Regions from separate parts of the Homo sapiens genome. Here region 2 is linked to region 1. Evidence: chromatin loops called from intact Hi-C (ENCODE). Cell type or tissue: natural killer cell. All regions are shown on one strand.

Region 1 (8,000 bases):
TTAATTTATAATCAGTGACCATTAATGGTTACTTTTGTATCATTTGGATTTGGCATCTAATGAGAAAATAGTAAGTTAAATTGCAAAGATCTTATTAAAAGCTCAATACATTATGTCTGTTCGGAGCTATGACATTTTGCAATAGAACGATACTGAGCTGCTTTGTATGTGTTCTCTTGGTCAGTATGTAATTTTTGCCAAGGACAGGCTCTACTTAAAAGTGATAACTCAAAATATCAAACCAACCAAAATATGGGTTCATACTATCCCCCTCTGTGGTTGCTTATCTCTTTGTGTTTGCAGCACACTCCTGAAAATGTAGTGCTGCTTTGTATCATTCCTTAACCCTGTGTATAACGCGCTGTTGCTTCCAGTTTTAAGACCAAGAATGTTAACTGCCTAGGAGGCAACATGGTATATTTCGCCTGTCAAGTCTTAAATAATATTTTCTTTCTTTCTTTTTTTTTTTTTTTTTTTTTGAGATGGAGTCTTGGTCTGTCACCCAGGCTAGAGTGCAGTGGTGCAATCTTGGCTCACCGCAACCTCCGCCTCCTGGGTCCAAGCAATTCTCCTGCCTCAGCTTCCCAAGTAGCTGGGATTACAGGTGCCTTCCACCATCCCCAGCTAATTTTTGTATTTTTAGTAGAGATGGGGTTTCACCATGTTGGTCAGGCTGGTCTCAAACTCCTGACCTCAAGTGATCCTCCCTCAGCCTCCCAAAGTGCTGGGATTACAGGCATGAGTCACCGTGCCTGGCCTTATATAATAATATTTTTTAATTGCTGTTTTAAAGCTAATTGCCATATGTGTTAGATTTTTATTACAGATTAGGTACAACTCTGTGTTTTGCAGTTCTTAGATATATACCCACTTTCTTTAGTGACTATAATCATTGAACTCATTTTTGTTAATCAAGTCTTTTAAATAACAGCTTTATTGAGAAAGAATTCTTATACTATAAAGTTCACCGTTTTAAAGTGTGCATTCAGAATTGTGCAACCATCACCACCATTTATTTTGAGAATATTTTCATCACCTCCAAAAGAAACCTCATGCTGTCTTTTTCTATCTCCTGCCATCCTGTGGCAACCACCAGTCTACTTTCTGTGTCTATGGATTTGCCTATTGTGAACATTTCATATAAACAGAATGATACAATATGCGGCCTTTTATGTCTGGCTTCTTTCACTTAGTATATTTTTGGAGTTCATTGAGAACTGAACTTCAGAACTTATTTTTGTGGAAATTCATTCAACTCACTATGTTCATTCAAAATACTGTAACTTGTCAGTATTTTGATCATTTTTAGAGCTAAAAAATACTTCATTGTATGGATATAACACATGGACATAAAATGGATTGTTCATTCATTCTTTCTAATGGACATTTGGATAATTTCCAAACCTTTTGGTTGTTAGCAACAATGCTGCCACGAACACTCATGTATACGTGTTTTATGTGGACATATGTTTCCATTTCTCTTATGAATATTTGTATGAATGGAATTGTTATGTCAAGTGGAAACTTAGTAACCTTTGAGGAACTGCCAAACTGTCTTGGAAAGCGGTGGCCCCATTTTATAATCAATCAGCAGTGTGTGAAGTTTCCAATTGCTTCACATTCTCACCAATACTTGTTATTTCCTGTCTTTTTTTTTTTTTTTTTTTTTTTTTTTTTTTGAGATGGAGTTTTGCTCTTGTTGTCCAGGCTGGAGTGCAATGGGTGGCGCGATCTCTGCTCACCACAACCTCCGCCTCCCAGGTTCAAGCAATCCTCCTACCTCAGCCTCCCTAGTAGCTGGGATTACAGGTGCCCACCACCACACCCAGCTAATTTTTTATATTTTTAGTAGAGACGGGGTTTCACTATGTTGGACAGGCTGGTCTCGAACTCCTGATCTCAGGCAATCCACCTGCCTCAGCCTCCCAAAGTGCTGGGATTACAGGTGTGACCCACCATGCCCGGCTTCTTTCCTGTCTTTTTAAATTTTGGCCATCCTAGTAGGTGTGAAGTGGTATTTTGTGGTTTTGATTTGCATTTTCCTGAAGATGCTTAGCATCTTTTTGTGAACCGCTTGTATCTTTTTTGGAGAAACATTTATTCAAATCTTTTGCCCATTTTTTATTAGGTTATTTGTCTTTTTATTGAGTTGTAAGGTTTTTTTTTTGTATTCTATATGCAAATCTTTTATCAGATCTATGATTTGCAAATACTGTTTCTCATTCTGTAGATTCTTTTTTTCACTTTCTTAATGGTGACTTTTGATGCACAAAAATTTTTATTTTTGATGAAGTTTATTTTTTCTTTGTTGCTTTTGCTTTTCCAAGAAATAATTACCTAATCCAAGGTCATGAATATTTAGTCTTGCGTTACATTGAGTTAGTTTTTGTATGTGGCTTGAGGTGGGGTCATTTCATTCTTTTGCTTGTGTATATTCAGTTGTCTCAGCACCATTTGTTGAAAAGACTGTCCTTCCTCCATTGGATTACTTTTTTGTCTTTGTGAAAGATTAAGTTGTCTCGTGACTCTTGCTGAAAAATTAATTGACCATAAATACCAGGTATTATTTATGAAATCTCCATTATATTCCATTGATTCATTATGCCAGTACCAGATTGTCTTGATTACTATAGCGCTGTAGTAAGTTTTGAAAATGGGAAATGTGAATTCTTGAACTTTGTTGTTTTGACTATTCAGGGTTCCTTGTAAATTTTAAAGTTAGATTGTCGTTTTTTGCAAAGAAACTAGCTGGAATTTTGATGCGGATTGTGTTCAATTTGTAGACCAATTTGGGGAATATTGTTATCTTAACAGTTTTAAGTTCCAATCTATGAACATAGGATGTCTTTTTGTTTATTTAGTTCTTATAATTTCCTTCAATGATGCTTTGTAGTTTTCAGTGTACAAGTCTTGCACTTCCTAAGTATTTTATTCTTTTTAATGTTATTGTAAATGAAATTATTCTCTTTATTTTAGGATTACCCATTGTTAGTGTATAGAAATACAGTTGTTAGTGTATAGAAATACAGTATATTGATACTGTATTCTGCAGCCTTGCTGAACTCATTTATTCTGGTATTTATTTTGGTGAATTCCTTAGGATTTTCTCTGTGCAAAATTATGGCATCAGTGAATAGAAGTAGTTTTATTTCATCCTCTTTAATCTGAATGCCTTTTATTTTTTCTTTGCCTAATTGCCTTGACTAGACACTCCAGTGCAGTGTTGAATGGAAGCTGTGAGAGCAGACATCTTTGTCTCATTCCTGATCTAGAGAAAAGCATTCAGTATTTCACAGTTAAATATGATGTTCACTGTAGGTGTTTTTGTAGATGCCTTTAATCAAGTTGAGGAAGTTCCCCTTTATTTCTAGTTTGTTGAGTGTTTTGTCGTTGTTTTAAAATCATGGAATGGTGTTACATTTTGTGAAGTTTTTTCCTGCTTCACTTGAGATGATCTCGTGATTTTTTATGTCCTTTATTCTGTTACTATGGTGTTATTATATTGATTGGTTTTTTGTTTGTTTGTTTTTTTGTATACTAAACCTACCTTGATTCCTGAGATAAGTGCCACTTGGTCATGGTTTAGGATCTTTTTAATATATGTGTGGATTTGGTTTACTGGTTTATTGTTAAGGATTTTTGTGTCACTATTCCTAGGGATATTGGTTTGGTGTGTGTATCTTTGTATATTATTTTAAAGTGTGATAATATATACATAACATAAAATTTACCATTTTATTCATTTTTAAGTGTACAGTTCTGTGGCATTAAGTACATTTAATTGTTCTGCATCCATCAGTCCCATCCATCTTCAGAACTACTTCATCTTCCCCAGCTGAAACTCTGTACCCATTACATACTAACTCCCTATTCCCCCCTGCACCCAGCCCTTGGCAACCAACATTCTGCTTTCTTCATCTGTGAATTTGACTACTCTAAGTACTTTCATATAAGTGGAATCATATAATATTTGTTTTTCTGTGATTGGCTTATTTCACTTGGCATAATATCTTCAAGATCTTCCATGTTGTAACATGTATCATAAACACATTTTCTTAAAGTTTGGATAATCCATGGTATGTTTATATCATATTTTGTTTATTCATTTGTTGATGGACACTTGGGTTGCTTCCACCTTTTGGCTATTGTGAATAATTCGGTTATGAACATGGGTGTACAAATATCTGCTCAAGCCTCTTCTTTCAGTTTTTTGGTATGTGTGTATCCAGTAGAGTTGCTCAATCACATGGTAGTTCCATTTAAGTTTTTGAGAAACCTCCATAGTGTTATTCATTGTAGGTGCACAGTTTTATACTCTTATCAGCAGTGTACAAAAGTTCCAGTTTCCCCACATCCTTACCAACATTTTTTTCTATATTTTTTATAATAACCATACTAATAGATGTGAAATTTCCTTGTCCATTTTTAATATCAGGGTAATACTTGCCTCATAAAATAAGTTGGGAAATGTTCCTTGCTTTTCTATTTTTTGGAAGACTGAAGGATTGATGTTAGTTCTTTAAACGTTTTGTATAATTCACTGGTGATGCCATCTGGTCCTGGGCTTTCCTTTGTGGGAAGTTCTTGATTACAAGTCATTCTTTTTACTTGGTACAGGTCTTCAGATTTTCTGTTTCTTCTTGAGTCAGTTTTGGTGGTTTATGCTTTTCTAGGAAATGTTCATTTTACCTGGGTTATCTAATTTGTTAGCATACATTTGTTAGTAGTATATCTTACCATATTTATTTCTGTAAGGTCAGTGGTAATGTTTTCTTGGCCTGGCGAGGTGGCTCACACCTGTGATCCCAGAACTTTGGAAGCCTGAGCTGGGAGGTTCACTTGAGCCCAAGAGTGTGAGAACAGGCTGGACAACATAGTGAGTCCCTGTCTCTACAAAAAAAAAAAAATCAGAAAGATGAACCAGGTATGGTGGTGTGCTTCTGTGGTCCCAGCTACTCAGGAGGCTGAAATGGGAGGTTTGCTTGAGCCTAGAAGGTCAAGGCTGCAGTCAGCCATGATTGTGCCTTTGCACTCCAGCCTGGATGACAGAGCAAGACTCTGTCTCAAAAATAAATAAAATAAAAAGTAGTGATGTTTTTTCTTTCATTCTTATTATTAAATTTGAATCCTCTTTCTTTTTCTCTTTGTCAGTCTAGTTGAAGGTTTGTCCCTTTTTTTTAAATTTTTTCAAAGAACCAACTTTTGGTTTTATTTATTATATATTTTTAAATTTATTTATTTCTACTCTGATCTTTTCTGTTTCCTTCTGCTTGCTTTGGGTTTAGTTTATTCTTGCTTTTCATGTTTCTGAAAGTGGGAGGTTATGTTGTTGATTTGAAATCTTTCTTCCTTTGTAATATAGGCATTACCAGTAAAAAATTTCCCTCTTGTGACCAGATATGTTGGCTCACACCTGTAATCCCAGCACTTTAGGAGGCTGACATGGGAGAATCGCTTGAACCTAGGAGTTCGAGATCAGCCTGAGCAACAAAACAAAACCCTATTTCTAAAACAAAACATAGTCAGGCATGGTGGTATGCAGCAGTAGTCCCAGCTGCTGGGGAGCTGGGAAGTGGGAGGATCCCTTGAGCCCTGGAGGTCAAGGCTGCAGTGGGCTGTGATTGTGCCACTGCATTCAAGCCTAGGCAGCAGAACAAGACCCCATGTCAAAAAAAAAATAAAAATAAAAATCCCAAAACAAACAAATTTCCCTTTAATCACTGCTTTTGCTGTACCCAAAAGTTTTATATTATATTTTAATTTTCATTCGTCTCAAAGCGCGTTCTTACCTATCTTGTGATTTCTTGTTTGTGCCATTGGTGATTAAGGAATGTGTTGTTTAATTTTCACATATTTTTGAATTTTCCATATTTCCTTCTGTTGATTTTTAATTCCATTGCAGTCAGACAACATATTTGGTATGATTTCACTTCTTTTAAATTGTTGAGGCCTGTTTTACAACCTAACATATGCTCTATCTTGGAGAATATTTCATGCGCACTTGAGGAGAATCTGTATTTTACTGTAATTGGGTGGAGAGTTCTGTAAATGTGTTTTAGGTCTATTTGGTTTATAGTGTTGTTTGAGTATTCTATTTTCTTGTTGATCTTTTGCCTAATTCTGAGGTATTGAAGTCTCCAACTATTATTGTTGGTGTATTTCTCTCTTTAATTCTGTTAATTTTTGCTTTCTGTGTTTTAGATCTCTGTTGTTAGATGCTTATGTGTTTATAATTGTTATATCTTCCTGATGGATTAACCTTTTATCATTACAAAATAACCTTTCCTGGCTGGGTGTGGTGGCTCGTGCCTATAATTCCAGCACTTTGGGAGGCTGAGGCAGGTGGATTGCTTGAGCTCAGGAGTTTGAGACCAGCCTCGGCAACATGGCAAAACCCCATCTCTATAAAAAATACAAAAATTAGCCAGACGTGGTGGTGTGTGCCTGTAATCTCAGCCACTTGGGAGGCTGAGGTGGAAGGATCATTTGAGCCTGGGACACAGAGGTTGCAGTGAGCTGAGATTACGCCACTGCACTCCAGCCTGGGTGACAGAGCCAGACCCTGTCTCAAAAAAACCCCCAAAACAGTGGGGAAAAAGAACAGCCTTTCTTGTCTCTAGTAACAGCTTTTCAGTGTCCTTTTTTCCCCCCCAATGTTATTGTAGTCACCCCTGCTCTCTTTGGTTATTGCTTTTAGGGTATATATTTTTTCATCATTTTATCTTCCTGTTGTATTGACCTTTTTATTATGAAGTGTCTTAGTTTCATTTCTTGCCTTAACGTCTGTTCTGTCTAATATAGCCATTCCAGCTCCTGTATGTGTGTATGATATCTTTTTACATCCTTTTATTTCAGTCTCTGTATCTTTGTCTAAATTGTGTTTGATGTAGACAGCATATGGTTGTATAATATATTTTAAAAATTCATTCTGCAAACCTCTGCCTTTTAATTATTGTCCATTTGCATTTAATGTAATTACTGGTAAGACAGGATTTACATTTGCCGCTTTGCTCTTTGTTTTCTTATCTCTTACATCTTTTTGTTCCTCTAATCGTCCATTACTCCTGTGTTTTATATTAAATACATATTTTCTGGTGTATCATTTTAATTCCCTTGTTTCTTTCTCAATATACATTTTTATTTTCTTCATGGTTGTCCTGGGGATTACAATTAATATCTTACATTTACAGAGAAGTAACCTTTACTCAGGTTCTTTAAATATTAACATTTTATCACATTTGCTTTATTTCTCTCTCTATGTATGTATTTAGATATACAGACATATATAATGTGCATGTGTGTATAAAATGTGTATGTATTTTGTTGTTCCTGAACTGTTTGAGAATGAATTACAGACACCATGCCCCTTTACCCTTATATACTTCCTAAAAATGAGGATATTCTCTTAACCTTAGTATATTTATCAAAACCAGGAAATTAACATTGATCCAGTACTAAATCCTTTGAAGCTAAAATGTAAAATAAAACACATAATAATTTCTGTTTCAAGATCCAGTCCAGGATACCATGTTGTTTTTGGTTGTCGTATTTGTCTAGTGTACTTGTCTTTGGTGACTCTGGCATTTTTTAGGAATAGAGGCTAGACCATTTTTAGACTGTTTTTTGGCCAGGCACGGTGGCTCACACCTGTAATCCCAGCACTTTGGGAGGCCCAGGCGGGCAGATCACTTGCGGTCAGGAGTTCAAGACCAGCCTGACCAACATGGCGAAACCCTGTCTCTCTCTACTAAAAATACAAAAATGAGCTGGACATGGTGGTATGCGCTTGTAGTCCCAGCTACTCGGGAGGGTGAGGCATGAGAATTGCTTGAACCCAGGAGATGGAGGCTGCAGTGAGCCAAGATGGTGCCACTGCACTCCAGCCTGGGTGACAAAGTGAGGCTCTGTCTCAAAAAAAATAAAAGACTGTTTTTCATTTCGGGTTTTCTCATTATTAGATTCAGGTTATACATTTTTGGTGGGAATATCAAAGAAGTGAG
Region 2 (8,000 bases), 59 kb after region 1:
CCAAGATCTTATGAGTAAGACATATGGAAGCTGGATATACTGAGTCTGGATGGCAGAGTGTAAACAAAGCACTATGGGAAAGTGACCAACTGAAATCAGTTCTGCTCTTGGAGAGTAATAGGTCAGACCCTCATACCACTCTTGGTCTGAAGAAAATAAAGCCCTGAATGATTTTGCTTTGTCTTAGGAAGTTATATCCAGGCACTAAAGAATAGAATCCATATCAGTGCCTAAGCAGTCTTAATTATTATATCATGTATCTTAAGTACACAAAAGTCAAAAATTTTAAGAGGGTACCTGCATTTTTTCCAAGTTTCATTTCATGTGACAATCTGATTGGGAGCATATAATTATAGTCCTTCATTTTCCCACTCCACTTGTTGCTTGTATGATGTGATAACTTTTCATACAAGCAATATCTTACTGCTTCAAGGTGTGATGACATTTCATATTTGCCTTAATCATTCCTGTGAAAAGACATGTTGGTCTAAAAAGAAAAAATATTTAGCAAATATTTTAAAAATTAAGTATGTCCTTATTTATATGGACATTTAAAAACATATGCAGTATTCAGCATGGAAACCACGTTTGAGGTTGAGTCATCCTTGTGTTTAAGAATTAACTTTATGAAATGTAGTAGCATTCAGTGTAGTATTAAGTTATAACAACAGCATGGAGTACCAAAGTGCTTTCTATTTAGATTATATTTTACATTTTCGTGCATACTGAGGAGGCTTATTCAAAATGAAAATACTAACTTAATGTTCACCCTGTTTAATAAACAGATGTCAAAAAATAAAATATATGCAGTATTTCCAAAACAGAAAATTGCCTAGGAATTTTTAGCCCATTTAAGCCTAAAGAATTTGCATCTTGTGATTCCTGCCAGATCTGTCATTTGTTTTTGAATGATTATCTCCAAAAAGTTCAAGTGTAATTTTAAACACCTATATTTAATAGAAAAACAGAATGGTCCAACAATGGGTCTAGCTTGTCATCAACTATCTAAATTCCATTATCTTAGAGCCATAGCACTGCAGTGGTAAAATACCTCTGGTATCATTTTAAGACTTCTGAGTAGGTGTGAATTCCTTTGATATTTTTTGTTTTGCTTTAGGTACACAAAATAGTTGGAAACCTAACACTCCCAAAAGCTTTTATTTTGCTGTCAGCTAAAAGGTTAATTTCTTTGCAATTTGTTCATTAACTTTTATTTACCTGCTAGGAAACTTCAAAGTGAATATTTCCTTGTCTTTGAGGAAACCTGTCAGTTCACTAAATTGTTGTCCATTAAGCATGAGGCAGCTGGGGTCAGAGTGTCCATGTAGACGAAGAGCTATATATATTTGAAAGGCTTAGAAGAGCACAGGTTCCTTTTCTCCCATGTAATGCTCATTATCCCAGGTTGGTGGACCTGTTTCTCCAGAGCAACCTAGGAAGAAGGCATCTTTAACAAAATCCCACATTAAGTTCTAAACTCATAAAACTCATGGGTTCATAGAAGCAGATTTTTTAAGACTAGAAAATGATCTTGAACTACATCTAGTTTAAGACTGAGGCAATGAGAGTCTTTATTTTTAAATCATAACTTAATAAGCAGTTGTTTACTGAGTACTTGTTTTGTGCTGATGCTTATACTAAGCACCTTAAAGCTTGTGCTGTAGTATTTAATCCTTCAATCTTCCTGTAAAGGCAACTACTATGTTCACTTAGTGATGAGAAAACTAGGACAAAAGGGAGCATTGTATGCCTAAGGTCTCTCAGCTAGGTAAAACTAGAATGTGAACTAGATTTGTAGTCTTGGCTATAGTATGGTTATTTATGTGAAATTCTGCCCAACCAAAGTATTCAGTTGAACTCCACTTTAGGTGTAGGCATTGCGGTGTCATAGAAGGGCATGAGTGTTAGAATGAGACACATCTGGATTTGAATTCTAACCACGTGACCTTGGGTGGGCAGTCACTTAACCTACTTAACCTTTCAGGTCTCAGTTCCCTCACCTATAAAGTAAAATACATATGCCTGATACATTGTAGATGTTCAATAAATAGGAGTTAGAGTTATTGTTGGGAAACTCATCTTGCATTTTTAATATATGGGCTGTTTTATAAAACTTTGGTGTATATCTTTCTAAAGAATATATCTAGCATATCACATGAAATTATCTGTTCTTATCTAAGCCTGAGGGTCTGAGACTTTCATGTTTGCCAGTTTCATGAAAAGAACACACCAGCTTTCTCTAGAACGGAAAGATTTTTCTTCCAAAGTAAATAGAATAGGGAAAATGTGATTATTTTATCGTGAAACATCAGCTTCTACATATTTCTGGGGGAAAAACAGTGTGCAACATTTAAAGAGATTCTAACTCAAGTTGTCTGAATGTTTTATTTAGTAAAGGAGTAATTTCTGCTGAAAATGTGTGGATGAATAATTGTGCTTATCTGTTCCCTAGGTTCTAAGCTCCAAACTCATGCCAACAGCTGATGATGACATGGCCAGAAGCTGTGCCAAATCCTTCTGTGAAAACTTCCTCAAAGCTGGCGGTTTGAGGTTAGAGTTTCAATGTAATGTTACATGAGTTGCCGAAAATGAATATAGTTATTTTAGTTAATTTCCCCTGCAAAGTCTTGCTTATTCCTACAAGGTATCATATGACTCATTGTGAGAGTTATTATAAGAAGGAATGATGTTTCAGTCCTTTAAAATATTTTAAATCATTTTATAACTTCTGATTATTTGAAAAACGTATGGAAGCATGTCTCTTTCCCCTCTGGTAGTGGGGGAAATTTTCAAGAAGAGTAGAAGCCAGGAGGCTGTATCTGTTTCTTTTGTGTCTCATGTCAGTTTGAAATAAGGTGAATTTTATCGCTGTAAATCCATATTGTGCAAGGTATTAGTGCTGGGGATGCAAAGATAAATTAGATATTATCTCTGCCTTTGAGAGGCAGCTGATGGTTTAACAAAGAATAACAAACAGCTAGGTAACTATATTATAAGTATTAAAACAGGGCAGGCATGGTGGTTCATGCCTGTAATCCCAACACTTTCAGGGGCTGAGGCAGGAGGATTGCTTGAGCCCAAGAGTTTGAGATCGTACGGGGCGACATAGTGAGACCTCATGTCTACTAAAAATAAAAATAAAAAAATAGTTGAGTGTGATGACATGCACTTGTAGTCCTAACTACTTGGGACACTGAGGTGGGAGGATCACTTGAGCCCGGGAGGTGGAAGTTGCAGTGAGCAGTAATAGCACCAGTGCACTCCACCCTGGCAACGGAACAAGATCCTGTCTCAAAAAAAAAAAAAAAAAAAAGGTATTAAAGCAGAGGCATATATAAAAAGTACTTGTGAGGAGGAGGGGTGAGAAAGTAGTGGTTACATTGGTTGAATTTGCTTAGGGTCATAAGGTTAGGAAATTATTCACAGAAAATGACTGTTGAGCTAGGAATTGGGAAATTATTTACCTAGAAATCCTCTAGGTAAATAAGGAGGGAAGGGGCACTCCAAGCTGGAATGGAAGGAAGGGTGAGTGAGAGCATGAAGACGCATCGCCTGTCTTGGGAACCTCAGTTGCCTGGTGTTCAAGCAAAGGATGAAGGAGAGAAACATGTCAAGAAGGGTCTCATTGGGGAATACGAGTGTTGTCTTGTAGTCCATGAAAAAACAGGCAGTTACTAAGCCGAGAATTACCTGAAACAATTACTCTGGCAGCAGTGAAGAGGATGAAGGGAAGTGGGAGAGACTGGAGGAAGGGTAGACTGAGAGCTGACAGTATCCAGAGAGGAGATGAAGGGCAGTGACAGAATGACATTTATGACTAGGTAGAGGGTGGGGACATTTATAAAATGGCCCTGTGGTTTCTAGCTTGGTAGAGTGGGGAAATGGTGAGTCATTAGTCAGTATGAGAAATAAACACAGAGAGATGGAACGAACAAAGGAAAGCAAGAGAAATAAGTTTGTTTGTATACAAGGTCCTTCTGAGTCATGTGAAGTAGATGGTATGGATTGGATAGGGTGCTTGTTAGAAAAGTGGAGAATGGCATGAGAGATTTGGGAGCGTGTGAGTAAAACCATGAGGACATAATCCAGCTGTCAGAGCTGAGTGGCAAGTGTAAGGCAGGAAGGTAGCGTCAGGGCATAGAGATCTCTCCTTTCAGATGAGTAAGAAAAAAGGGGTGATAGTAAATTGAAGACAGAAATAACTGAGGGTGGTCATCAGAGAAATGCAAATCAAAACCACAATGAGATACCATCTAACACCAGTTAGAATGGCAATTATTAAAAAGTCAGGAAACAACAGGTGCTGGAGAGGATGTGGAGAAATAGGAACACTTTTACACTGTTGGTGGGACTGTAAACTAGTTCAACCACTGTGGAAATCAGTGTGACGATTCCTCAGGGATCTAGAACTAGAAATACCATTTGACCCAGCCATCCCTTTACTGGGTATATACCCAAAGGACTATAAATCATGCTGCTATAAAGACACATGCACACGTATGTTTATTGCGGCACTATTCACAATAGCAAAGACTTGGAACCAATCCAAATGTCCAACAATGATAGACTGGATTAAGAAAATGTGGCACATATACACCATGGAATACTCTGCAGCCATAAAAAAGGATGAGTTCATGTCCTTTGTAGGGACATGGATGAAATTGGAAATCATCATTCTCAGTAAACTATTGCAAGGACAAAAAACCAAACACCGCATGTTCTCACCCATAGGTGGGAATTGAACAATGAGAACACATGGACACAGGAAGGGGAACATCACACTCTGGGGACTGTTGTGGGGTTGGGGGAGTGGGGAGGGATAGCATTAGGAGATATACCTAATGCTAAATGATGAGTTAATGGGTGCAGCACACCAGCATGGCACATATATACATATGTAACTAACCTGCACATTGTGCACATATACCCTAAAACTTAAAGTATAATAATTTAGAAAAAAAACTGAGGGGGAAGTTGGCTTTTCTGTTTTGATTTTAGCTTGTGGAAGACTCTTCATAGGTTAACTAAAAGGGACCAATGAAGGAGAAAAGAATAAAGATAAAAGAAAAATGGGTAAATGATGGGGTCAACTTGTACTGCAGTTGGAAGCAGCTTTTCTCTAGAAAGAAGTAGGCATACCATTTCCTCTGGGTGAGGTAGGCATGGACACCAGCTCAAAGCATGAGCAGAGGATGGTTGAAGGAATTCCTGAGGGGAGGTCTGGCACAGAGAAGCTGGGTAGGGACCTTGAGGAGGTCGAGGGGATGGGAAATAGGGAAATGATGGCAAAAAGGATTCCCAAGTACCGTAGAAGGTGTGGCACACATGTGTAGCTTTATTCTGTGTTCCACACTGTAGAGGTGTTTTTAGTACAAACTCCTTTCACATCACTCAGCCATTTACAGGGCTGTCAAAATAAAGACATTGAACATTTGGCTTATTTGTGTATGTCATTTAATTCATGTACCAGATATTGTTCTTAAGCAATGAGAACAGAGCAGTGAGTAGATTAGACCAAAATCCACATCCTCATGAAGCTTACAGTCTAGAGGGGGAGACAATTAACATAAGTAAAAGTATGTGTCAGATGGTGAGGAGAGCTGTAGAGAAAAATAAAGAAGGAAGCAGGGATTCGGGGGCTATGATTTTCAGTAGGGTGATCAGGAAAAGCTTCGCTGGGGTGACATCTAGCAAAGACCTGAAGGAGATAAGGGAGCGAGACCCAGGAGAAAGCTTTTCAGAGGAGCAGCCAGCGCACACCCATGCGTGGGGACCTGCCTGGTGCCGGCAGAGGCCACAGGAGGCCAGTGTGGTTGGGGCACCGTGAATGAGGCAGTGTTTCCCATTCTCAAATGAGACAGAGGTCTGGGACATGACATTGCAGAGATACCAGAGGTCAAGTTATGAAGGGTCTTACAGGCTACTGTGAAGACTCTGCTGTTTTTCAGCATAGGAAATAGGAAACCATTGAAGGATTTTGTGCAGAGGAGTGCCATGATCTGAGTTAAATTTTCTAAGGATCACCCTGATGGGTCTTTTGAAAATAGGTTTGGAAGGTGGAGAGTCAAGAGCAGAAGCAGGGAGAATAGTTAGGAAGCTTATAGGTATCATAGGAAATTATTATGATAGATATATGTAGGCTCTTTTTATGACAGAATCATGTAGAAACTAAGTAATTGATGATGACTGATTACATTACTTATGGAAAATTTAAAATGAAAAAAAATAGAAGTCTTTAATATCCTGCCTTTTTTTCTTCTTTTTGAAGTTTGGTTGTAAATGTCATGCAGAGAGACTCCATCCCATCAGAAGTAGACTATGAAACAAGGCAGGGTGTTTATTCCATCTGTCTACAGCTTGCAAGGTATGTAAATATATTGCATTAGTCTTACCAGGCAATACTTGACTTTTTCTTCGCAAATCATGTTTTTAAATAGTATGAATGGACTCAGAATAAGTCTAGCTGTTTCTTTTTAAGATTTTTACTTGTCGGACAAACAATGCCCACGTTATTAGATGAAGACCTCACCAAAGATGGTATAGAAGCACTTTCTTCCCGCCCATTCCGAAATGTCAGCCGGCAGACAAGCAGACAGATGTCCTTATGTGGTACCCCAGAAAAGTCATCCTACCGACAGTTGTCCGTGTCTGATAGGTCTTCTATTAGGGTTGAGGAAATCATCCCTGCTGCTCGAGTTGCAATACAAGTAAGTGATTTGTGTATTCAAGACATTTTAGTCCCTCTTATTCAGAATGTCCTGTTTAGGAAGAGGTGCTATGGGGATATAAAAATGATTAAGACATGAATATTGCCTTCAAGAAATTTATGGTGACTTAAAAAGAGATCGCTAGGGTAGAAATAACTATAATTCCAGGTAGAAAGTATCAAGTGTTGTAAAACTACAAGACAAAGCATTCTGTGTGTCTTCAAAGGAGGCAGAATAATTTCCTTCACCTGTGGCTGTGATGGGTGATTTTATGTTATAGATGGCATTTGAGCTAGGCCTTGAAGAACAGATGAGGATTAGATATACAGAGATAAGTACTTAGAAAGTTGGAGAAAGGAGACTTGTTCAAGCAAAAGGGAGCACATGTGCAAACTAGAGACAATACCAGAGCTTATGGGAGGTCATGAGGTCATAGTATGTGGGAAAGGGGGAAAGTGAAAAAATTGGTAAAGCGTATTTTGAAGCCACAGCATGAAGATCAATCTGTTTTACAGATAAAAAAGAGAGATTGAAAGCCCTTGAGCAGGATGGCAGCTTGAGAAAGGCCATCTTTCTGGATGACCTTGGAGGGAAAGGAGGCGTATGAAACTGAGACCTGTAAGAAGGTTGTACATGTCAGGGCATGTGTTCAAGTATTGCTCTTTCTCATAATACTTGTTCCATTCTTTAGACAATGGAAGTAAGTGATTTCACTTCTACTGTGGCTTGCTTCATGAGATTGTCATGGGCTGCGGCTGCAGGACGGCTTGATCTTGTTGGGAGTAGCCAGCCAATTAAAGAAAGTAATTCCCTGTGTCCTGCTGGAATTCGAAACAGACTCAGCAGTTCAGGTACTGATTAAAAAGAGACAGTAATGAGAACACTGGGTAAGAAATAACCATAAGAATTCTGTGTGTAGGTTTGCCAGAGTCACAAAAATGGGAGACCCTCTTCTCTTGCTTGTGAGCATGAGTAAAAATTCATCAAGCTCTGTATACACTTAGTATTTATGTATGTTCCTATATGTATGTCATATTTCACTTAAGAAGAAAAATATTTATAAACACATAGAGTAAGTGAAGAAACCAAATCAACAGTTTTTAGCTTAGCTGAGTATAAAAGTGTCATGAAACCAATCATTGTGGCAATAATACAAATTCATTTAGAATTCAGTCCTGGAAAACAGTTCTTTTCTTGGTTTGCCAGGTTATTTTTCATTAGGCCTCTTTAAAATATAGCTTTATTTCCCAGCTTTATTTGGTCTTCCTGCTCAATCTCTATTTTAGAAATACC

Evidence for each region. Hi-C counts contacts between places; a loop is a spot of excess contacts. Peaks named below come from ENCODE experiments on the same cell type or tissue, not always from the same donor. Only the 100,000 strongest peaks of a DNase experiment are listed, where the experiment ranks them.
Region 2: a loop joins it to region 1, with 3.0 times the contacts of the local background. A loop is called at or near these places in 1 of 110 quality-filtered maps.

The regions. Positions count from the first base shown.
Region 1 is chr1:55,182,644-55,190,643 of GRCh38, reverse strand. The region is part of intron 1 of USP24 (ubiquitin specific peptidase 24); the gene reads left to right. Among named protein-coding and RNA genes, the nearest start is that of USP24, 29 kb to the left of the region's middle. In natural killer cell, no CTCF peak of the experiment used is centred here; no DNase peak of the experiment used is centred here.
Region 2 is chr1:55,124,027-55,132,026 of GRCh38, reverse strand. USP24 (ubiquitin specific peptidase 24) reads left to right here. Exons shown (of 68, transcript NM_015306.3): 32 at 2,453-2,550; 33 at 6,269-6,364; 34 at 6,479-6,707; 35 at 7,399-7,558. Among named protein-coding and RNA genes, the nearest start is that of USP24, 87 kb to the left of the region's middle. In natural killer cell, no CTCF peak of the experiment used is centred here; DNase peaks (open chromatin) are centred at 3,326 and 3,866; H3K27ac peaks cover 2,664 bases.